3 separate regions of the Mus musculus genome follow, and all the other regions are linked to region 1. A link is a loop called in an ENCODE intact Hi-C map of the cell type or tissue named here. Cell type or tissue: heart. All regions are shown on one strand.

Region 1 (8,000 bases):
GTGAGTCTGGCTTCCTTCACACGGCCCAATACACGTGAGACTCCTCTGTGCTGCTACACACTCAACAATAGCTCATTTCTGTGTGTCTTATTCCAGGCAAAGAGATAGCACATCAGAAAGAATCTATTGAGCACTGGAGGCACACGGTGGTGTTGTGAATCTTTGATATTACGGAAACCCCTCCACAGTCGTTCCATTGTACATGTGCTGGATGTACAGGCAGCCTGAAGGCTGCTGGCCTTGGGTAAGGCTCAGCCTCCTGGATTAATTGGAGGTTGCAATCTAATCACAGAGTCCTCAAGGCAGAGAAACACTCCTAGCTCTGCTGAGAAGCACTAAAAACAGAACTGTAGTTATATTTAACCTCACTGGCAGCAAACACTAGGCTAGAACTGGGAATGACTTGCCTTTGAAAATTTGAGATTCAGCAGTTCTTTCAGTGAGCAGCCATTTACTGTTCACAGAGGAGACATGGGTCTGGTAACAGCACTGGACGTGAGAGTCAGTGAGCATTAGGACATTAAAGCACTGAGATCTGACATTTTTATTTATGCAACATTTATAACTCTACATCCTAAATTTGTGTCAAATCAAAGACGTACAGAGTCTCCAGTTTATGATGGTTCAGCTTATAGTTCTTTTCATCTTACAATGGCATGGAAGCAATACCCATTCGGTAGAAATCTCAAATCTTTTGAGATTTGACCTTGTTTGTTTTGAGACAGCAGCTAGCTATTTGACTCGGGCTTGTGAGTGTCCTGCCTCAACCACCCAAGTGTTAGAATTTCAGGTGAATTTTGATGTTTTCCTTGCCTAACAACCTGCAGTATAGTTCTGTCTAGAGAAGCTAGGCGGTGCCACTGGCTGCACCACCTTTTGACTCAGCTATGATGCTCAGTGGGTTAGACTGGGTCAACCTTCAGTGGGCTCACCAGGGTGTATCTGCATCACTGGTTAAGGAACACTGGGATTATCCAAATAGTATTTCCAATGGGCTCATTTTACAGGCTGGGAAACAGTCAGAAATATCAGGTGGTATCTCCAAGATCCAAGTGGGAAAAAAGGTACCGGTGTCTTCTGTCTCTTTGGCCGTGAACAGATCTGCAAGCTACCAGAGACCCCTCTCTGCTTTCTTCCATTAGCAGAGTAGTAAGTGTTGGGTACATTGTAGTTAGTACGGTTAAACTAAGGAAATGCAGGTTAATTCCCATGATGCTCTGCTGCTGAGTAAATGAGCCTATTATGAATGGACCATGTTTTGCCTTCCTCCCTTATGGGCTTCAAGATGCAGAAGGGGCTCCCTGAGGGAGTGCAATCCCATTGTCAGAGTCATAGAGGAATGCTCAGCTGTCTGGGTCCCTGCAACTCAATACCAGCATCACTGGAAACTGCTGGCCTAGGAAAAAACTTAATGGCCTTGGTTTTTTGTTTGTTTGTTTTTGTTTTGTTTCCTGTTTTGTTTTTGTCCTGAAAATGAAAAGCTTAAGGTTGTTAGACAGTCTCAGGTCCTTTCTAGCTTGGATGTGCGAAGTGCTAAGATGTGACTGGGCACTTGTATGAGGTTCAACCATAAGGAAGCTGAAATGGAGAAAGACTCTTTGCTTTCTTTCCTTTCTAGAGCTGACACAGCCCCTGAAACACAAAAGCTCCTTGTCTCCTGACCCTTTAACAAATGGTTTCCACTTGCCTTCTTTTTAAACCCCTCTTCTTTTGTTTTCTTTGATTCCTGGTCACCTTTGGGTTTCTAATAAACATTCTAAAGGCCTGTGCCAACCTTTGCTGTGAGTTAGTGGGGACAGAACTGGGAGAGAAAGTTCAGTGATTCTGCGTGGTTTACTATGAGCTTCATCTGCCCTCGATTTTGACCAAGTAAATAAAAGAAGGGCTGAGCTCTCATTCCTTATAAGAAAATATAGCCAGCAAAGCCCAGACATTTCTCTTTGGTCAGCCTTCCATTGTGTTGCTGTCCTCCCATCAGCAGGACACCCGACACTCCCTCGGAGGTTCTCAGGGTACAGTGAAGATGGAAACCCAAGTCTCACTCCTAGGGGTTTCCTCACTGTCTTCCCAGGGCTTATGCATGCTGTAGCCAAGGAGGGTGTGTCTGCAAACAGAATAAAGGAAGCCTAACACAGGTTCTTTGCAACTTGGTCCAGTCCTCCCTCTCCCCCTTCCTCCCTTCCCTCCTTCCCTCTCGCTCTCCCACCCTCACTCCCTAGGGCTCTGCCTCCCTTCTGCCCTCCTTCCCTCTCACCCTAGCTACCAGGGCCAGCCAAGCTGTGAAACCAGAGCCCAGCCCAGCCATGCAGAGCAGAGAGACTCCCAGTTTCCTGGATGCTGGTGGCAATGGCAGTGCAGTGTTCTCAGCTGCTGCAATTTCATGGTCCAGGGCGAGTGAGCGCCAGCCTTGGAACACCTGGGCTTCTCGGGTCTCACTCAGCTGTTTCTGTCCATCTTCCTTCTCAGCAGTGTCTTTACTTCTTTTTCTTCCCCACCCACTCTCTTCTCCCTGCCTCTGCTGCTTTTCCCTTCTGTTCTTCCTCCACTGCCTCACCTCACTCTGTCATCCATCCTCTCTCTCTCTCTCTCTCTCTCTCTCTCTCTCTCTCTAGATTCCCTTTTCTTTTGTTCTCTCTTTCCGTGCCCTCATTTGGAGTCTCACTAGAGTTACTTGGCAGCTTCCCAGTCATTGTTGACCCACAGACCCAGGGGCCCAAAAGACAACTACATTTTTGATCTTTTGTCTCTGTCTATGTGTCTCTCTGTCTCTCTCGGTGTCTCTGTCTCTCTCGGTGTGTCTTTGTCTCTCTCTGTCTCTCTGTCTCTCTGTGTGTGTGTCTGTTTCTCCCTCTCTCATACCCTAAAAACTTCAGCAGAAGAAGGGTGGCATTATGTGTCCAGCAGTTAACCAAGACTCATTTCCTCAGGAGTCCAGGGAAAGGAACGCAGCTAGTAATCTCTGTTTTCAATATTGTAGAGCAAGGTGACCGTCCTCTTCATTCAAGTAAGGAGTTCCCAACAACTTGAACCCCACCAAATCCACCTATACAAACCATTTCCCATGGCCAGTGGTGACTTTAAGTGGAGTGAAGATGTAGGCCTTGTCCTCCATGCCAGTCTAACAAAGGCCCAACCTAGCAAATGCCTCTCACTGCACAATGGGAGAGCAGATGTTTGTAATACGGGCTGGGGTCCTGGCAGGGCTGCTGGGCTGCAGGATGAAAGAGCCATTTCTGCTGCTGCTCCTTCTTCCAGGACAAGGCAGATGTCCTCACCTCAGGGGCCTAGAAGACTTTTGCACTCAGTCACAAAATGCAGGTCCCCAGGACGCCCGATGGTGACTAGAGGATTTTAGTAAGCATTCGTCACTGCTTGCCACACCCAGGCCAGCCTCGGCCCACCGGGTTGGTATTTGCTCCAGAGGCCACAAGACTGTATGAAGGGCCAGTTTTGCTGTCGTGGGTTTATGTGAGGCAGATCTGCTGTTTCAGTTTGACGAATTTCAATGACACATCATCAGAAGCAGTGAATGTTGTTTTGACTAGTCGTTTCATGGTGAACAGTGACATTTGGTTGAATTTATTCATCTCAGAATGCACTGGCTCTTCTTGCAGGTGAATATTTCTTTCACCATTGATGAAAAAACAAAGCTGAAAATGGTTCTTGGGCTCAGAAATATCAACACAGTCCCCTCTTGTAAAAACAAAGATGTGGAGGGGTACTGTCCTTGTTATGTATTAGACTGGAGATTATAGATTCAGTTTATGGGAACAGGGAGCCGGCTATCTATTAAAATGTGTCCAAATGTAAAAATGTGAAGTAATCGTCTATTGTTCTGGATACTCTGGTATTTACTCAAATCTTTGAGAGTAGCTGTTATTCGTGCAGAATTCTAACTTCCTAATCAGATAAGCTGCCGCTGTCCTTGGCTCCCATAATGTGTGCTGTGCAAGGAGTCTATCTTTGCAGCCAGATGATCTAAGTTCTCAGTTGTAACTCATCCTTCAGCTCCCACTCTGAGAGATTTATACACGTGCTGATTAAATAATACAATACTACAATGAGAAAGCGCCTCACAGGGCACAGTACCTGCTCTGGGAGAACTAGCGTCTGGCCCCGTGCTGAGGTGGTCTTACTCCAGCTTGCCACTAGGTGGTGTGTGTTCAGTAAGTTCATCATCCACTAAACTTCCAGGCATCAGCAATTTACTTTATCTCACCGCTCTCCCAAGTGTGCTGCACTAACTGCCTTCTGTTGAGTGTTCCTGGTAGTAAGTTAAGCCCAGGATTTTGAGATAAGTGATGGAGATTCCCATTGCTCTACTGACACAGCATACATTCTATCCAGACCTGCACAACGAGGAATACAGAAAGAAAGAGCAGTAATGAGGAAGGAGACAGGGAGGGAGGGAGGGAGGGAGGGAGCCTATGTAGGCTGAAGACCTGTGAGATCCAGGACAAAGCGCATGCCCAGTAACTGTTTTCCCCATCTAAGATACCCTCACTTCCCCTGCATTGCAGAGCTCAGCTAAGTGAGTGGCTGCTCCTGGGACACTGACAGGTCTGTTGAGCAGGTCAGGGTATTCTGCTGTGCGGATTTTCACTCTAATCATTCAGAGTGAGAAACCACTCATGAAACATGGGAACTCTCTCCCTCTCGCTCTCCCTCCCTCCCTATGGCCCTGTCTCCCTTCTGCTCTCCTTCTCTCTACCACCACCACCATCATCATCACCACTGGTGGTGTTGGTAGTGTGTGTGTGTGTGTGTGTGTGTGTGTGTGTACATGTCACAAAACTGAATTAGAGGTTACAGGACAACTATGTGGAGTCGCTTCTCTTCCACTATCCCATGAGTTCTGAGGCTGGTTTATAAAGGAAACCTCTCACCCACAGAGATCTCCCCCACTCCCAGATTGTAGAAAATTATAAAGCTTGAAGTAATTCAAGACAGGGCTATGTCTGGAAGGATGCAAACCAGAATTGTAGTTTCCTGTTGGGAGGTGAAAGGAGGGGAGCACCCTGTATTGGACAAGCTCCCCCAAATACCCATGAAGCTGCTTCTCAAAACTATGGAGGGAAGAAAAGATGAGCTGGGATATGCTTCGGGGCCTCTGCATCCTGCATCCCATCCACTCTATGATCCACATTGAGGTCCACAGGGAAGAAAGGTGGTTCCCATTTAAGCCATGCACACTCCTGCCTTTTCTATCCACAGAGTTCTTTCCCTAGGGTTGGGGCTGGGAAAGAGAAACATGGGGGAGGGGAGTTAGCATCTATGGCATGGGAAACAGAAGACAAAGGTGGAAGCAGAGCAGGGTTTCTACAAGCTTGCCACATGGAAAACGGCCTTAACTCAGCTCAGAAAAGGAAGCAGGAGTCTGCTGGGGGCTGGAGGCCATGTCCTGGGCCAGTGTGTGAACAGTCAGAGTGCCTCTCTGCTTCATCTAAGCATGGCCGGTGTCACTGCAGCACATGCTCATCTGTCACCAGACTGCAGAATGTCAACAGCAAATTTAATGTTTCTTATGGCACTGGAGTGCAGCAGTGTGTCTTGGTAGCCTTGGGGACATAGCAAATCTCTCCAAATCTCGGGTCTCCCATCTGTTAGGTGGGGCCCAGTTACGAACGTGGCTCAGAAAGTATGAGTAAGATAACATAAAAGGGTCTAGTCCAGTGCCTGGCACAGACATGTAGCATAACTGTGAGAGATAGGCTCGGCTTCACCTCTCCCTCAACCTCTGTGAAGTCAGCTTCAGAGACTATATCATAGCTTCAGAGACTATATCAGTCATTTTGTATAGTTCTGGGGCTGTTGTTTGGTTGGTTTACAGGTCAACTTCCTACTGTTTTTGAATTTGTAAAGCAGAGATGAGGAATTTAACAGCACAAAGAAAAGCCAACTGAAGGAGCTGGTTGCTCTTCCAGAGGGGCCTGCTTCAATTCTCAGCACTCACATGGTGGCTCGGAGCTGTCTGTAACTCCAGTTTCGGGGATCCAGTGCCCCCTTTTGACCTCTGTAAGCACTAGGCACCCATGTGGTGCACAGACATACATGCAGGTAAAACATCCATACACATAAGAAAAAACAAACCAAACAACGACAACAACAAAATCCCTGAAACCCAACAAACCCAAAAACCAAACAACAACAAAACCCCAACCAAACCAAACCAAACCAAACCAAACAACAACAATAACAAAACAAACTCCCAAACCCAACCAAATTAAAAAACCACCCCCCAAACCAAACAACAATAAAACTTGCCTAGCTAGTTAAGAAACATAAAAAGTGCTGAGCTAACCAGAAGTTAAAATGGTAAAGAGCTGCCAGCTCACCGCAAAGTCCCCAGCAGGGAGATTTGCTTTGTTACTCCCTCTGCAAAGGACCTGGGCTCTACACAAGAGTATGTCTGAGCTAGGACTCTGGTTTGGTCCACACACATGCATGCAGTAAGTCCTTTCTTACCTGGCAGGGGTTGTACCCTGAGACTTGGGATGAAGAAACAGTGGGAAGTAAGGAGCTCCCATTTATGAGCTCCCACCCACTAGGCCTCCATAACCAACATCTTATCCACTCTGTGACTGGTTAGTCTATAACTTAGGCACAGTAAGAGGTTAACGACAATAACAAAATAGAATGATCATAGCAATATGTTATAATAAACATTATGTGAATGCTCTCTTCTCTCTCAAGAGTTACTTGAAAAAAAAACAAAAGCATTGTTCATAGAACAGCTCTCACCCTACAGCCATGATGCTTACAGGTTGACAAAAGGCAGGTCGTCTATCTCAAGGATAATCAGGGCCACGGAGAAGAAGGAGCTCTAGGAAGTCTGGGACTAAGTCTTTCTGCTTTCTGCAGGCCTGGTTGTTAGGAGACCAGAGCCTGTAGCTTCTATAGCCACCCTCTGAGCATGAGAAGGAAGCCAAGCCAAGAGAAATAGCTCCTCGTAGGCCTTTAAAACCACTTCTTCCCCCAAATTTCATGTATGAGACAGAAACCTTTCACATGTTAGTTCATTTTTAATTGGGAGCAAGATATTGTCACCTAGGACCCCTCCCAAGTCCCTGTCCCTCCTCCATTGCGGTCTAGATTTAAAGAGACTTTGTAGGATTGATTTGGGCCAATACCAAGCTAGGTTGCCACATGAGTTCCTAATGTGTGCAAGTAGCACTAGCTCCAGCATTTTGTGCTAGGACACTCAGGGACACCTTCCTGAAAGACAAAAGTCCTGACTTATCCAGAAGGAAGCATTAGAAGGCCGGGGAAGGGGGTTGGCGGTTCGGGCTGAGCAAGAACAGAGATGCATACTGTGTATCTGACCCACACCCAGAATAGCAACCGATAGAATGATTGATCCTGGCTGGGACAAAGACAGAGCACCCAGGCAGTCTGAGGGGAGGATGGCCCCAGATCTTGGGTGTAGCTAAAGAGCCTGGACTTTGCCTGTAGATACAGAGAAGCATTGTTGCCTTGCATGACCCGACAAGTCACCATTAATGGGACAGGTCACCAGCTGCAGACAATGACATGGCAGGGAGTCCCTGTTCTAGGCTCCTACAGTGGTGCAGGCTCAATACAGCCCAGGCCTAAGCTGAGTGGACAGAATGGAGGTGAGGGCCGGCCAGTGCGGACACAGATGCACCGATCACAGTGTGAGATGAAGGCGAACCTTGCTCTGATCGGACCTTTCCCCTGTTCGCAGCAAGGGCCAGCTTTAAAGTAGCATAACCTTGTTAGCAAAAAGAATGGAGTTTCCACAGCAGGATTTGCTTTGTTTGGCTTTTGGAGGGAGATTATCAGTTTTCTGTTTCTGTTCTCACCACACCCTCTGACTCAGCCCCTGTGCCACAGGCGTGTCCTGCTTCTCAGAGCAGCGTGGTAAAATAAATTTCTGTTTCTTTGGCAAACATTTCAATTTAAGTAGTGCATTCAGTTGGTTTTAACTTATACTTTTTTAAAAAATGCTTGTTTTAAACAGAGGCTCACTCTATAGCCCA
Region 2 (8,000 bases), 110 kb after region 1:
TGGCCCTGTCCCCTGCCTTTAGCAGCTTTGGCTTCCTTTCAGGGTAGGGGATTGGTCTTGCCCAAAGAAGATACCTCCTAAGAAATGCTGATGCTTGACAAACGTCCTGAGGCCAAGGTGACTTTTGAGTAAATCCTTACTGACCTTGAAGAGAGAAACACACAGTAACATTTGGATGGCAGACCCGCCTCCAGCTCCCCATTGTGACCCATATCCCCCGAGAAAGCGAGGCCAGCAGCAGCTTCTCACAAACCCGACAGCTTTGAGAAACGTCAAGCTGGCATTCCCGGTGCCGCCCCAGAAGACACATGACTCAGGCACAGCTTGGCAGGGCCAAAGCAAGGGCAATCGTTTCTATTCGTGTTGAAAATAAGCATCCTGCCTCAAGTAGTCGCTCTGGCTACTTAGGCCAACATCTCTAAGGTGTGGGAGGATAAACTCGGGAGAGGCTCAAGTGTCTGTGGTGAGAAGTTGAAGCCAAGAAACACGTTCAAAGTCCATCCCTGAGCTGTGGTGAAGAAGAGGATGGTGGCGGAAGACCCTAGAGGGCCACAGCTGTGGTGTCTGAGTAATGGCTCAGTAATGGGAGAGCACTTGTCTGTCTGCATAAAGCCTGGAGATTAATTCGTGGCTTTATACATGTAAATGACACACTCCTTCAACAGATGGTCTGCTTGCTCACCATACAGCCCATAGGTATGGAGAAGAGAAAGCTGGGGCAGGTAGGAAACCCTGCTCAGTCAACAGTCAGAGGGACTGAAGGAGCTTTAGAGACCACAAGCGGGCTGGTCTGTTAGCCCATCCATACCTATAGCTTTTCCATGATTCTTGTATAGTTAATAAAACAGCTCCAAGTATGCTTGTATTGTTTTGCTCTACAGTAAAAGGGGCGGCCTTCCCCACCCCGAGTCCTTGCAGCCTCCAGCACTGTGCTTGCGAGCCCCTAACTTGTAAGATCATTTTCCCCCTCCGCATCTGGGAAACATCCCCACCTGCATGGTGTCTGGGAGACAGAGAGTCAGAACATGAAGACTAGAAGCTGTGCAGAGAACCCCCAAGGTGCTTTGCCAATAGAAGGGAACTGAGCAATCTTCGTTGGGTCCAGCTGGGTACTGCACAGAAAGGCCTGAGCACAGGGCTGCCACACTGTGTGTGTTCAGGGACTACTGCATGGTCCTGAGCTTGCACCCATATTTCTAATTCAATCAAGTCTGATGGATTCTTCACTCCAGAGGAAGTCAGACCTGTTGCTAAGATCTCTTCTGGGCGTAGGTGGGGATTTACTTAGCTAAAATAATTCAGTGGTTCCCAGATGTTAATTAGAACTACTCAAGAAGCTTTAGAAATCTTGGTGTGGGGGAGGGGTGAATATAGTTGGAGTACATGATGTACTTGCATGAATGCCTTTATGAAATCCATTGCTTTATAATGACGATCATATGCCAACAAGCGTCCATCATCAGATGATGTCAGTACATGTTTGCCAAGGGAAACTTGCTCCCATGGGACACTGAGCAGTGAGGCTGTGGTCACTGGCCTGGGGTAAGAACAATTGTGAGTGACTGACGTACTTTATTGACAGAGGGGGGAGCAGTCAGGAAGACAGGAGTCTACCTGTGGCATGCTGACAGTATCCTACAGTGTTGTGGGCTCCCCTTCCTGTTTCCTGTTCCTCTTCTCTGTTCTCCTCAGCCTATTCTTTTTGGTGCCTCTTTGGTCCCAGGTTTCTAATGATAGGACACAGATGTTTCTAGAGGCTTCTCTACCACTGTGGGTTTGTAGGAGATTCCTTCTTGCTTGAGTGGAGATCTGAGCCAGGCACACACATAGGGGGAATGGGCTGAAGGCTTTTGTCTCACAGGTCTGGTTGTGTACTGCTGTCCCAGTAGTGATTGCAGGGGGGTCTGTCCTGTGGAGCTGGAATTGCTCACTGTCTGCACACTGGTATTTTTCTTTCTCTTCCCCATGACACCATCTGCCAGAGGTGCTGTGTCTGGAGACAACTGAAGCCTCTGTCTGTCTTCCAGAGGTCTCACCTGCAGGAAAAGCGAGCTGCAGAGACCTCAAAGGACTAGGGAGCATGGCCTTGCTCTGATTTCTCTGCAGCTCTCCTCACCTTTTTATGGAAAATGAAACCTCCATATGACACAGGAAACCAGTGGGGAAGACAGAGGAACAAAAGACTACCAGTGGCACACGGGAACAGAGTGAGATAAAAACAGAGCGAGGAGAGGTAGGATCTCCACACCTCGAGAAAGACATTAGACTCTAATGATTAGAACATCAGTCAGTCAGCCAATAAACAAATAAATCTGTAGGGACCCAAACCTTTGTATGCCTCAGAAGAGGCTAACTCCTGACTCCTGGGGCGCCTGGCAAGGTCCAGGGGTGTGTAGCACCACGGGATTCCTGAGGATGCCTGATCCATCATGAAAGAGCACCGGAGACTGGCTCCCCCTGTCCAGTGTAATTGAATTCAAAAGCAGCAGAGACTTCTTTGTGAAGTAATCGCTGGCAAGGTCAAGGCTCCACTGGCCGGCACTGGTTGAATTTCATCCCCTGAGCATTGCATCTGTCCTCTGAATTCTGATATTCGTCACAGGGTTGGATCAATGCAAACAGAACTTTGCCAAAGAGATAGGCAAGGGGAGCCAGGGCCTCGTGTCTTCTCTTGGCCCAGGGCCTCCTCCGCTCCAGAAGCACAGTCTTCCACACAGTGCAGTGACTGTAGGTCACTGAGAAGCCATACAGGGGACATTTGATCAACACTTTAATCCGATGATTGACGTCTTCTTCTTCTTCCACGTGCACCCATCCTCATCCGAAATCTGATTGGTTCTGGTTCCTATTTCAACTTCCAAAATGAGGGTTCAGCTATGACTCTGTACGTCTAGTATCTGGCAAGGGCTAACTACTGCACCAGGATACAGGTGCCCTTGGAAAGAGTCAGGGTGGTGTTAGGACACTGGAGCTCCAGGGCACAGAGGTGGGCAGCTAACATGAGGCTCACTCATCTGTCTGATGGGTGCCATGTGACATTCCTTTAGAGACCGATTATCTGTGCAGTATACATAGTCTTAGTGGAGGGGTGTGGCATGAAGGGGGAATGCAAATCAGTAATGCAGACTTGGATGCATTTAACACCAGAAGCATGGACTTAAAAAAAAAAAAAAAGAGATCCAAAATAATAAGATGCTTAAATTGCCTTCGACAAAGTGAGTAATTGAAATTATGTTATTACTATGGTTTATTTGTGAATTTCAGGTAGATGGGTGTGTGCAACTGGAGAATAGATGCAGATTCATAAAGAGAGGATGCCACACCACAGTTAAGCATCGTGCAGCCGCAGCGCAGCCTGCATGCTGGATTGACTTCTCCACAGCGGCACAGCCTCTCGGTGGCTTGACTCACTTTCCTTGCGCTGAATTTGAACCCAGCACTGCAGGGTCAGGATGGCCAAGCACTTTGAAAGTTGCTCTCTCAGAATGAAGAGTTTCCTCACTATCACTTCTCCTGTTTTCCCCTTGATACTATTTAAGCGGTAAATAAAGGGAGCAACTTCTCTGAGGCTGGAGACACCGTTGTAACCTAGAGCAGCCTTGGAGTGCAATTAAAACCAATTAGGCCCACGTGCGTATAATTACAGCGACTTAATGAGCAAGCAGGGACTGAGCCTCTTCTGGGAAGCAGTCTGCCCCCCATGCGTGTGATGAGGCCTGCAGGGAAGGCGGTGGGAGGGATAGCGACAGGGAGAAAGGGGACCCTTTGAGGAAGTTAGGATGCTTTTGTTGCCTGGAAGACACGTGAAACTCTCTGCTGTGCACGGGCCAGAGAGGGCTGGAGTGGGGATGGCTGTATGACTTGATTCAAGACACTGAGGAGGAGGCCCTAGGTCAGCCGGGACCTGCTCTGGCAGTGACCCCCTGGCCTTGTCATCAAGGGTGGTTGGAAGCCCAAACTCCACACTCCCAAAACACTGACCACTGCTAGTGTTGGAGCCAGGACTCTATGTGGCCAGAACATTAGGGTAACCTACTAGTGAGTCTCAAATACTCTGGAAAGTTAAGAGAGGTGCTAGCATGCTTCTGTGTGCTGTGGCCTGGGGGAAGTCTAAGTGGACCTGGAACGTGGGTGGGGGATAAGAATGGGTAGATGCTTCTGGGCTATTCTGACTCCCAGTGGAATGCAGAAGTAGGCTGCAGAGCACCCCCTACAGCCTGCCTGCGGAGCAGCACGGGGCTCCAGTCTAATTTCCCTGTGGGCTCTCCAACCAGAGGCATTCCTAACCACTGGACAAACACATCGCAGAAGGCTCCTGTACAGTTGGAGCAGCACCCGGAAGGCTTGTGAGAACAGATTTGTAGGACCTGCATCTGACCTAGAAATCTGAAAGGACAGTGGGGGAGGGGAGACAGACACTTGCAGGTTAAATAGGCCGTAGTATTGTCCAGGCACAGTGTGCCTGAAATTTGTTACCTGGGTGCTTGTACGTCATTTGGTAATCACACTCTCTCCCCCTGGACCAGGCACTATGGTGGGCACAGGAAACTAAGGATAACTAACATTCAGGCCTTCACTTCAAGGAGCCAATATTTGCAAGAGTGAAGAGAAATGGCCTTGAACCGTGTAGTCATGTAACAATTCCTGCTCCGGGACTCGGAAGAGGTAGGTTCAAAGCGTTCTGGGAACAAGGTAGAAGACACAATAAATTCAGGGAGGCAGACGGGGTGGGGGGTGGGGCGGGGGCGGAGGAGAGGAACTCTAGAAAGTCAAGGCCAGGAGAAATATTCAAAAAGCTTTGACAGGCCTTTGTGTAGAGCAAGCGTGTGTTAGACAGAGAAAAAGACAAAAGCATTTTAAGTGGACAACCACACCAACGTGGGATGTGCTCGGGGAGACGATAGAGTTGTCCTTGAAAGAGCCACTGTTAGTTAGGTTTGTTATTACTGTCTACAGTGTCAGGGCCTGAACCAGGGACCTGTGAGCCAGGCAAGCGCTCTACTACCGAGATACAGCCTAGCGCTCTGACTCTCCTCTCAGCCCTGAGGCTTGGGCTCCTTCCTGAAAACACTCATCTCAGACAGCTGAGAGTTTGGCTGTGACTGGGAAATCCTTAGTAGCTGAGTTCTGATGCACAGCTGCCTTGTTCTGTGTGATGGAGGCGGAACTAGGACCATAAGGCTGGGCACCGGGAGTGCAGGCTCACGTGGGCTTGGGCTGAACCCCTGTCCTCAGACAAGGCGTGGTGTCCTCCTTGTCCTCACTTCTCTCCAGAGCAAAAGACATTGTTTGGATCCAAGATCTGCCAAGTAGCACCTGACACCTCCCCCAACCCCAGTCTGTCACTTGCTGGCCACAGGCATGGCTCAGCTGGGTATTTTTAGAGTGTTTTTTTTTTTCTTTTTTAAGCAGCATACACAGTATTAGGTTTCTTCTGCACTTTCAAGCAGAATGCATTGTGGTGGCTCCTCCCTCTCCTGCTCCACACCCCTGACCTCTCCTTATGCCCTTCTACCCACCTGCATGTCTGACCTCTGAAAAAACACGTTAAAGGACGGACTTCTGAAAAACGGACCAGGAGCAATTGTTCCAAGCCAGTAAACTGGAACCCCACACTTTCCCAGTGTTGGGAGAAATCACAGGCTTCAGGTGCCCATCTGGCCATCCGGAGAACAGACGGGTGTGGCTTGGGAACAACTTGTACCCTTCTGTGTGTCCACAACTGTGATGTGACTAAGTAGCTTCTAAGACTATGAAAACCTTCTCTAGTTTAAACAATTATATTGAATGTGTATGGGTGTTCTGACAGGGTGTATCTGTGAGCCTTGCACATGCAGTGCCCACGGTGGCCAGAAGAGGGCCTCAGAGACCCCGCAACTGGAGTTACACCGAATTGTGATGTACTATGTAGGTGCTGGGACTGACCTGATCCCTCTGCAAGCACAGCCAGTGGTCTTAACTGCTGAGCCATCTCTTCAGCCCAGAACCTATCATTTTATCAGATGACTTTTCAAAGTTGTTGTATTAGGGCTATAGTGATGTTTATATTGTGTTCATTAAATCTTAGTCATATGTTAAACTTTGGCAAGTGAACATTTATTTTGTACAGTGAGTGAGTGGTTCCACCATTAAACTCCTTGAAGATTAAAAACAATCTGGAGAGGCTGGTAAGATGGCTCACTGGGGTCAAGGTGCCTGACAACCTGAGTCTGAACCTGTAATCCGTATGGTGGAAAGAGAGAGTCTGCTACTACAAGTTGTCCTCTGATCTCCAAAAACATGCAGTGGCACATAGGTGTGCACATGCCACAGTGCACATGTGGAGGTGAGAGGACAACTTTTCAGAATTGGTTCTGTCCTACTATAGATTCAGGACATCAGACTTGGTGGCAGGTGCCTTTACCTGCTGAGCCTTCCCTGCCTGAGAGCACATTCTTTAGTGGCTTTCTGGAACTGCTAGTTTAGTGGCATCACAGTGGTGGTGTGAACTCAGGGTAGGGTCTACATCATGGGTATCGGTGAATAACGCTGCACCCCAGGTGGGGAAACATCTCAGCTGTATCCAGCAGCACTCCGCAGACTGTGGTGCTTTTAAAGGAACCAAGGAAGACCATGTCAAACTGCTGTTGGGATGATTTTACCAAGTTTGAAACCTAACTACTAAGAAGACACCGAATTGTGTCTGGGAAGCTTAGAGCGAGTGACACCCGCCCTCTTTAGAGTTCTGCGAGTTTCAAGGAAGCCACACAGCCACTGTCTCTGTACTGTTAGAGTTGTTGTGGCCATGTGACTAAGCAAATAAAGTAGAGTTAGGTGTCACCTTGAGGATGTGTCATAGGAAGAATGCCCATGGTCATTCCACAATGGGCATGGGACATGGGTAAGAAATAACAGGTTGGTACTACTGTTGGGTTTTCTTTAATGTGACCTGACCCAGCCCATCCTGACTGATGTGCTGAGGGCTGAGGGCTCACTGGCTAGAACATGGTAGGGAACTCCATCACCACGCTCTACAACAACCCCCCACTTTTTACTCAACACCCCAAGATCTCAAGCCACGCGCACATTTCATTTCCATACTTCCCTGCCTGCTAGCTGTCCTTGGCATCAGAAGTTCCATGACTGTGACGCAGTGGCTAGCACTATGAACGTTTCCCTACCCCGGTGCAAGCTGTTCCTCGTGCTGCATTCCAATGGCCACATCTGAAGGCCCTCATCTCTGCTCCTGGCTCTCTGCCTGGCAGCTCTTTTCTTTATTTTGCCTTAAAGCAACTTCCTTTCCCTTAATAACACAGGTCAAATGTCACCTCCCCTTTGAACTATCCCTGAACTCCCATCGCTGATAATTAACTGCTTTGTTACCAGAGCCTGTTTTGAACCTTTTGTGGAGAGCCAGTGTCTGGGTACGTCTGTCGGCTCTATCATATCCCCACACACGGAATCCCCTCCTGACTGAGGCACTTTGGGACAGAGATTTCAAGACCTGTCGGGGCTGGGAGGCATATGGGGCAAACTGTGTGAGGACAGACAGGATTCGGGGAAGCACAGGGTGTCAGTACCAGTGAGAATGCAATCCAAACTGGTTAGAGGGATCGATGCGATTGTACTTTAGCCCAAAGAAACCAAGTGGATTTTAAACTGGAACCTCCCGGTGGCTACAGATCTAGTCTGGGTAGACCCGATCTTACTGTCAACTCTGAGTCAGCTAACAGGCACACACAAAACAGGTAGGGGAGAAGGGTGGCCTTTGTGCCTCTACCCAGCTGGCTAAGGCTTCCAGGACACCACTCCTCTCAGGGCTCTTACCATCCCATAGTGGGGTCCCCCGCATCAGGCTCAGTAAGCTGCACTGCTCCCCAAATGCCCCTGGCTATGGGAATGAACAGTTTGAGGAAGTCGCTGTTCCTTCTCCTCTTCTCTTGATGCAAAAACAAACAAAAACAAACAAACAAACAAACAAACAAAAAACCCCGAAAACAAAAAGAATGGTCATACTAGTC
Region 3 (8,000 bases), 96 kb after region 1:
TTGATATGCTGGAGGTGGGTTCATCTACATGGGAGGTCTCCCCTTCTTCTGAGGAGAAATGGCGGGAGGCATAAGGGGAGAGCAGGTGAGAGGGAGCGCCTGCGAGGGCAGGAGGGAGGGGAAGCCCCACTCCAATCAGTATGTAAAGTAAATACATAAATTAATGAGAAAAATAAAATAGGACAATTGGATTAATTAAGTCACCACCGAGACAAACAAGCTCCTCCTTTTATGCTAAGTACATACGTTACAGTTCAGATCTTAAATGTTACCCCTGAAACTCTTGTACTGGAGGTTTGGGCCTCAGTGATGGTGCTACTGGGAGGCAGTAGAGACTTTAGGAGATTAAAAAAAAAAGTTTTCGTTATTGGAAGGAGTTAGATCATTGGGCATGGATCTTTGAGGATATTGGGATTCGGCCCTTTCCTGTTCCTCTGCTTGCTCCCTGGCTGCCATGAGGTGAGCACCTTTGCTCTGACATGCACTTGATCCAGTCTTACCTCAGTCTCACTGCAGGCCCCAGCAATGACAGAAGCAGGAGACCATGCACTGAAATCTCAGAAATCATGAGACAAAAAAAAATAACCTTTCCTCTTTTTAAGTGGATTTACTTCAGGTATTTTGTCACAGTGATAGAAAGCTGACCAATATAGGCCTTACATGAAGAGCAATAGTAGTTAATCACAGAGACCTAAGGTAGGACCTTTGAATAACTTCCTATATAGGTTTATCAGAAACCAGCTCTGAGTGGACCAACACAGCACTAGCAAGCAGTTTGTAAAGTACTTGAGTGTTGCATGATACGAGGCATGACTCTGAAAGCTTTTGCACTGGTTGGATTTTATTTCTATGCAGTGTTGTCTGAAAAGCAGCTATGCTCTGTTCTCTGGAGCATCTGAGATGGGCACTTTCCCAGTGTTGTGTAGTGCTCAGAGTTTCTATTCATTCCCCAGAAAGTTCCTAAGTATGGCATGGATGAGGGTCCCCCTGCACCCCAGGAACAGACACGACTGGGAAAGAAAGCAGGCTTGCTGGGAGGTGAGGTGGCAGGATCTGCTGACAGATCCCTATCTCAGGTATGAATTCAGACAGGTACAAGTCAAAGCTATTTGCTGGTAAGTACAAAACCACAAATGTGCATTCTTGTTATTCAACAAAGGCCTAGTGGTATATGTACATAATTATCTTCCATTAATAAATCAAGAAAGATCCAGATTATAATTCATTAGAAGCCAACATAAATAAAAAGCAGATGTAAAATTTAGGTAGGAAATACAAATTACAAGTAGTTAGTGGGACCCTTGGTGAAAGTCTGCTTTCTTCAGACAGTGACTTACTCCTAACAGCCCCACGGCTGTCTTTACAGCATGGACCTGTTTTTAGAATGTGTTCCCAACATTCTTGTAGTCAGCTGAGGGAAGGGAGAGGGAAAGGGGCCTAGGGTGGAAGGAATGAATAACAGAACAGTCAATGCCTCCTCCAGCCCCAGCCGCTCACTCTGAAGAACAGAGGCAGGAACAGTGTAACTGCAGCCATGACTGGTAGCCGCAGCTCCTCCAGGGCTTTGAAGGGTTTAAAGATGCCTGTATAAGCCACAGAAGAGAGGCATGGTCCTGTGTGTCTCACAGATCTGCCCTGGGACAACACGATATATTCTGTTTGGTTTTTCTTTCCTCTCTCCATGGCACACTGAGTGTTTTGTTCTTCTACCAATATACCTCAGGTGCAAAGTTAGGAAATAAGATTCAACCATCCTTTCCAAAGTATCTTAAAAGTAATTTCCCATTCAGAGGTCTAAGTCAGAACAGACTGGCATTGGTTTCCAGGTACCAATGACTTGTGGGCACATGTTTTTAGCTCACAGGGTCCATCCCCCAAGGAGCTATTTCATGCTAAGGTACTCAAACTGCATCTTCAGAGCAAAGTCACTGGAATTTTGGAGAGGAAGGAAAGGGATTTGCAAATCCAGCAAGACCCATCCTGTCATGCCTGGGAGTGCGTCCACAGGATGCCCCAAAAGTCAGAAAAACACCGTCTTAAGGAATGAGAGGGTCACAGAGGTTAAGATAGAAAATCATAAGGAGGAAATAAATACGGACATTTCACACTCCAAATCAGACCTTTGGCCATTCAGTAATGGGAGAAAGATTAAGATGGGAGATACCCCAAGATCCTCTCCAGCTCATGGCTAAATGCATAGGACTGAAGGCTTCCATTCCTTCCTTTAAGGATAGCAAGTAAAGGCCCAAGCTTCGTGCTCCCTACACCCAGAGGCAGAGAGACAGACTGGACTATGGAATGGAAACGAATAGTTGCATACATATCCCTAGGAAGGGCTGACCCCCTCCTCAGCGGCAGGAGCAGAAATGGTTCCCTTTCCCTGATGTTCAATTGCATTCCCACAATCAGTGGTCTCAGAAGGAAAGAATTCAACAGAGAAGGCAAGCCCCAGTTTGATTCTCTGCCTATTCTTTTCCTCCTGAATTCTGCATCTGAAAATCCCACCAGCTCCACAGAGCATCACCCATTTGCTGAGGCAAGTCTCTAACATGGTCCTGTCCCTCCTTCCCACAGCAGCGTCCCATTTTCACAGTTTGTCATTGGCTTCCCCTATGAACATTTCTTGGACAACATAGCAGGACAAAAGAAACAGACCCTAACTTTCTGGTGGCAGCTCACATCCAGAGCTGGTCCAAAAGGAAGATAGTTCATGGGAAAAGCCACTTAAACTCCCACCGGGTCTCCCTATCTTTTTGTTTAGTCTGGAGGGCAGGGTCAAGCTTAGCCAGGCTACAACGTGCCCCTGACCCCAAAGTGCACACACAAGCTAGTGAATGGGTTCTCTCCTCATGACATCTGCAGCTGTCTACACAGAAACAAGCGCCTTAGAATCACTGAGAACAAAAGACAGAACAGCAATCATGAACCGGACAACTGTTTGTACTGTCCTGTGGATGGCAGTGACCCCACTTCGGGGTGGAAAAGTACTGCTAGGTTTTGTGCAGAGCACTTCTAAATACCACCAACTGGGGCATCCCCCGCTTCCTTCTCACTGGGCATGGAAGACTGAAGAGGAAGTGGGCCTGGGTCCCAGAACCAAGTCAATACCCGTGCAGGTATGAAGGGCAGCAGCGCAGAGCCAGCTGCTCCAGCCTCCACTTTGACACAAGGCAGCAGGGTTATGTGGAAAACCCAGCAATCTGCTGCTGCCGCCTGCCTTTATGACCACATGGAAGTGATCAAGGATCCTCTCCCACTCCCACCCCCTTCTCACGGCAGCGGAGAGGATGCAGACTCTTACCTTGAAGTTGTGTGTCTTCTCATAGTTGAAGTGGTTGTCGTTGTGTGTGAGGGCAGCTCTTCGGACCAGTGAAGAGATCTGTGAACAGGCAAAGAGCTTGAGAGGAGACCAGAGAAAGCCACCTTTGAGCCCCACCTTGACCCCAAATGCAATGGCCAGCAGCTCTTGGCGCTTCCTGCTGGGCTTGGACTTCCGAACCATAGCACATTTTCTCTCATTTTCCAGCCACAGTTCCTGAGAGCACATGGTACTTGGAGCTCAGCTCTCCTGGGTTTCTCCTGCGGCAGCTCTCTGGAGCCAGCAGGGTTTGGGGACTGCTGCTAATGCTGTGCAGCAGACTTGAGGCAGCTGTGTTCTGTCTGTAGAGGCCTGAGGGGCATGTGACCTGGAAGGGACTGTTTGAGCGATGGAGGGGGCTCTGGCTGAATGGGATGGGCCTGCTTTGTGCTGGTTCTTAAGGCCGCATCGCCTGAGCCTGAAACAATAGCACACATTCATATATAGCAACCCCCAGGATATCCAGTCAGCACAGGGGATCCGGGGAGACAGCAATGTCTGCAGCACACAGAGACACAGACACAGACAGACAGACAGACACACGCACACACACAGTCATTGTGATGTTCAAAGTCAAAGCTGTGTCCATTATTCTGGGCCTATGAACCTCATTCTGGGCTGACCTCCAGCAGACTAAACCTTTAACCCAGAGGATTCTTTAATCTTAAAGTGATAAAGTCACATCTATCTTAGAAAAGCTGTCTGGTACTTGAAAACCTTCTCTTTATTCTTATGCATTTATCGAACTGCAACGGTCTGAGTCCAAGCCGTTTATGGGAGACGTGCAAAGCATTTGGTTATGGGCTCAGCCATCTCAGGGGTGAGAAGGTCAGAAGCGGGCTGCTACACTGCAGGATTCTTCCCTCTTCTCTTATCCCCCCTCACCACTCTGCAGAAATCCCACAACTGTACTAAATAAATCCCCTTAACTAAAACCCAAACATCACTTGTTTGTCTTTAAAACAAAGCATCTCAGATGAGCATTTTGTTGGCGCCCCAGCCTATCTTAACGCCCCCTTTGCTTTTAAAAGCATTGGATGGTCTCCTCTGGGAGCACAATTTTGGTCCCAAATCTCTCCATTAATAGAAGAGGGGGATTGTGATGTCTTGGGAGTTCTTTAAAGCTGCTAATGCCAGACAGACAGTAGAATCAATACTTTAGGAGCTAGAAAGCCAGGAGAATGCAGATGGCTAGAGGAGAGAGATGTGGATGATTCTAGAATTTCATCCTGTATAGCATGAGACCTGGCCTGGGGTCAGAGCAGAGCCCCTCCAAGATGCCCTGGGTCAATTCACCAGACCGGTCCTTTCCCTGTGTGAGTCTCCACTTTCGTGTCCCATCATTGCAGCTTGGTTCAGAAGTCCATTCTCCCATCTCGTGTTGCTGTCTTTTATCCGAAACAGCAGCCGATGTTTCTGTCATCCACAGGAACTGACGCTCACAATGTATAAAGGGCATCTACTCATTTCATCTCCAGCAGATAGTATGAAGGCTGGGATATTTATGCCCATTTTCTGGACAAAAAGACTGAGCCACTGAGAGGTAACATAATTTGCTAAAGGCCACTCATTTCACATCAGTAACAGAATCAAGACTAGAGTGGAAAACATCTTGAAGCCCCTGAGTTCTGGGATATGGTACTTAACTGCTAGATCTTGTATCCACATCCCCACATCCCCACATCCCCACTCTACCTCAGACACTAACTCTGCCTCTTCCTGTCGTTCTCTCACAGTCACTGTGATCAGCACAGCTGCTCGACACCCCCTGCCTTCCCTTCCCTGTGATCAGAGAATGCCGGGCTTCTCCACGCTGATGCACATACTGCTGGCATGGCGAGTCTTCGCTGCTCTCAAGCTGAAGCTCATCTCCTCTCCCTCCACAGATCCTAGAAAATCTTTTCCACCATATTCAGCTTCTCCATGTGGTAGCTCGTGGTCTCCATTAGAGTCTCACTGAACACACCGACATTTGATTCTAACTCAAGGGCCACCTTTACAAAGCAAACGTTCCCAGACTTCCCACTGGAGGAGTGCTCTGCCTTTGGGGTTCCAGTCTTTATTGCATTTATCACTGCCTTGTATTAGAGATCAGTGGCCGCTCTGACCCCCTATTAGACCAGGAACTCAGGAAATGCCCCTGTGCCCCGTCACCTTTGGTTCTTCCTGCAAGGCTCTAATGGGATTCCTTCCTCTAGCAGCCAATGAACAAATACAGCCCTAGTACACGGAGAAAGCCAGATGTCTAGAAAAAGGAGAACAAGCGTACCTCACATAATCTCACATTCATTTTAAGATCATCACTGCCCCTACACCCAGCTTCTGAGGACTAGGACCACCCAAGGCTGCTCTCTTCTAATGGCTCCTTTCCTTGATTCATTCAGTCTTAAAGTTAAGTTGTCCCTGAAGGAGCTGAATGGAGGTTTGGTATACCTTACAAGTGTTTCCAGGCTTAGCCTAAAGATAAAAAGGAGGCTGAGGTAAAAGATCTTTTCTCAAACCTTCATTGTTAGTAAATGAACAGAGACTCTTGAATACAAGAGCTTGTTCTTCAGTGTCTGATAGGCCAAGTGTCTGATTATACCACTGGAGAATCAAATTAAATAACCCTTTATATGGGAAGCGGGCAGAAGAGTGTCTCCTCCTCCTTGTGGTATACTGCTATTGAATATAAATTTAATTTGTTGAATATAAGATTTAATTTGTTCTCTTGTGTGTCATTACTTGTAACTAGCATTTTTAATTTCTATTCATGACAGTGACTTCGCCTTTCTTGAACAGTTTCCAGAGCCTTTACCCAAACACAAGATGCCTTCAGCCTCAGGCAGGCACCACACACAGTCCTTCTGTGAGTCCTCTTTACAGGGAGCGTCAGCTTCCCAAAGAGAATGGCAGCTTCAGTGGTCACCCCAATCACCCTCTTACTACTGAAAAATGCTTACAAGACTCTCTTGGGACCATCACTGCCCCCTGCCCCCAGGAAACACCTCCCACAGGACCCTTTATCTGCACATCACAGGAGGATCCTCAGCCTTTACAACCTCCAAGGCACTGGCCTCGACACACATTGGATGCTGACCTACTCTTGCCTATAAGGAGACCAGGCACTTTCTCTCTGTGTTCTTCTTAAGCCAGGGTTTCTCCCTGGACCTGACATTTGAGTCAGTTCAGTCTTCATCCTGAGGGGCTGTACTGTGTGGTATAAGCTTTTTGGCAGCTTGTGCTCTCTCTTCACTAGATGCCCACAGAAACCCCCGCTGTGATGGCTGAAGGATATTGCTGAATACTACCCGGCTTGCCTCTTGTGGGTCTTGCCTGTCTTACATTAATACCATAAACATTCAAGTGTGCTTGCTAAATGCCAGGGCCTGTGCTAAATACATCTCATGTTTGAATTCACTAAAGATTTATAAGCCTACTGTGTGGTACTGTTCTAATTCCTTCTATTCTACAGAGGAAAACACATGAACAATGAGCTTAAATTCCAAGGCCTCAAATCTGACAGGTGGGCAGTCTGCTATATCTAAGGAAATCTAGGCTTTCCCTTCCACTGAGGCCAGCCTGGTCTACAGAGTGAGTTCCAGGACAGCCAGGGCTACACAGAGAAACCCTGCCTCGAGAAAAAAAAAATACACATAGCAAAGATTTACCATTTGGCCACTTTAACACAAGCAGCCTGGCGTGTGGTCTGGAGGGGTTTTCGACCTCCCCATGTCCTCTCAGAAGAAGCGTCTACTGATGATTCCCTAGGCAGTTAAGTGCAGCTATCAATATGCAACGGATACACTCAGTACATTCCGATTCCCACCCTCCCCCATAATGAGAATTGGAATCCTATGTTTAGAGTCTCTCTCTGGTGTTTTTCTCCATGTTCAGAATCTTGCATCTAGGAAGGAGTCCAGTAGCAAGAAAGCAATGAGATGTTGTCAGATGAAGAAGGGAGAGGATGGGTAAGTAGCTGAAAAGATGTGAGGACCAGCCATTTGGGATGCTTAGCATCACAGAGGAAGTGAGGACCTTACACGTTTATGAGATCACTGGCTGCTTCCCCACTCATTCTTAGCAAGCCGATCTCTCAGTCTCCAGCAGCCATGACCCTCAGACCTTACCTGAAGATTTCTGAAGTAGTGATTTACCATTGGCTTATTATTTTCCTACAGACAAGTGTATCCTGGTGATGCATTTTAAAGAGGCGTGTTGAAGAGTACATGTTGGTCCCTTGACTCTAGCCCCAATGTTTGTACTCATGGGTCCTTTACACTTCTTTGCTAGTGTCTGGGTCTTCCTGAAGTGTTCACAAACCCAAGTCACATCCATCTACAACCACTATCCTGACTCTACTGCTCTTGCTGCCTCCTGGCAGTGCAGGAAATGAAGCTCCTGATTACACATGCTGGCCAGGGAGCCACAAGGCGAGGTCTCTACTATCCTGGTGTTTGTGGTGATTAGAATATTTACCATTGGGTCATTATTTTCCTACAGACCCCCAGAGTGTCCCAGTGATGTCTGGGGAGAAAATAGTTGATGACTTATGAAAGGTCTGAATGGAGCCAGTGATTCTATTTTCAGCAGTCTCTTAGGCAATTCTGAAGACAAAGATTTAAATAGATGTGTGTGTGTGTGTGTGTGTGTGTGTGTGTGT

Evidence for each region. Peaks named below come from ENCODE experiments on the same cell type or tissue, not always from the same donor. Only the 100,000 strongest peaks of a DNase experiment are listed, where the experiment ranks them.
Region 2: it touches region 1 in a loop (5-fold over the local background); 18 of 42 quality-filtered maps call a loop at or near these places.
Region 3: a loop joins it to region 1, with 3 times the contacts of the local background. A loop is called at or near these places in 4 of 42 quality-filtered maps.

What each region holds. Positions count from the first base shown.
Region 1 is chr6:54,364,441-54,372,440 of GRCm38, reverse strand. All of the region lies in intron 3 of 9130019P16Rik (RIKEN cDNA 9130019P16 gene), which reads left to right. Among named protein-coding and RNA genes, the nearest start is that of Prr15, 42 kb to the right of the region's middle. In heart, a CTCF peak has its summit at 4,147; a DNase peak (open chromatin) is centred at 4,150; H3K27ac peaks cover 1,729 bases.
Region 2 is chr6:54,251,231-54,259,230 of GRCm38, reverse strand. The region is part of intron 6 of Chn2 (chimerin 2); the gene reads right to left. It overlaps Gm15527 (a long non-coding RNA gene), which reads left to right and starts at 4,237. Exons shown (of 3, transcript XR_003956307.1): 1 at 4,237-4,665. In heart, CTCF peaks have their summits at 4,220 and 5,846 (motif pointing right); a DNase peak (open chromatin) is centred at 4,270; H3K27ac peaks cover 1,272 bases.
Region 3 is chr6:54,268,455-54,276,454 of GRCm38, reverse strand. It overlaps Chn2 (chimerin 2), which reads right to left. Exons shown (of 13, transcript NM_001163640.1): 7 at 3,302-3,379. It overlaps 9130019P16Rik (RIKEN cDNA 9130019P16 gene), which reads left to right. Exons shown (of 14, transcript NR_033635.1): 14 at 5,095-6,774. Among named protein-coding and RNA genes, the nearest start is that of Gm15527, 17 kb to the right of the region's middle. In heart, no CTCF peak of the experiment used is centred here; a DNase peak (open chromatin) is centred at 3,664; H3K27ac peaks cover 2,014 bases.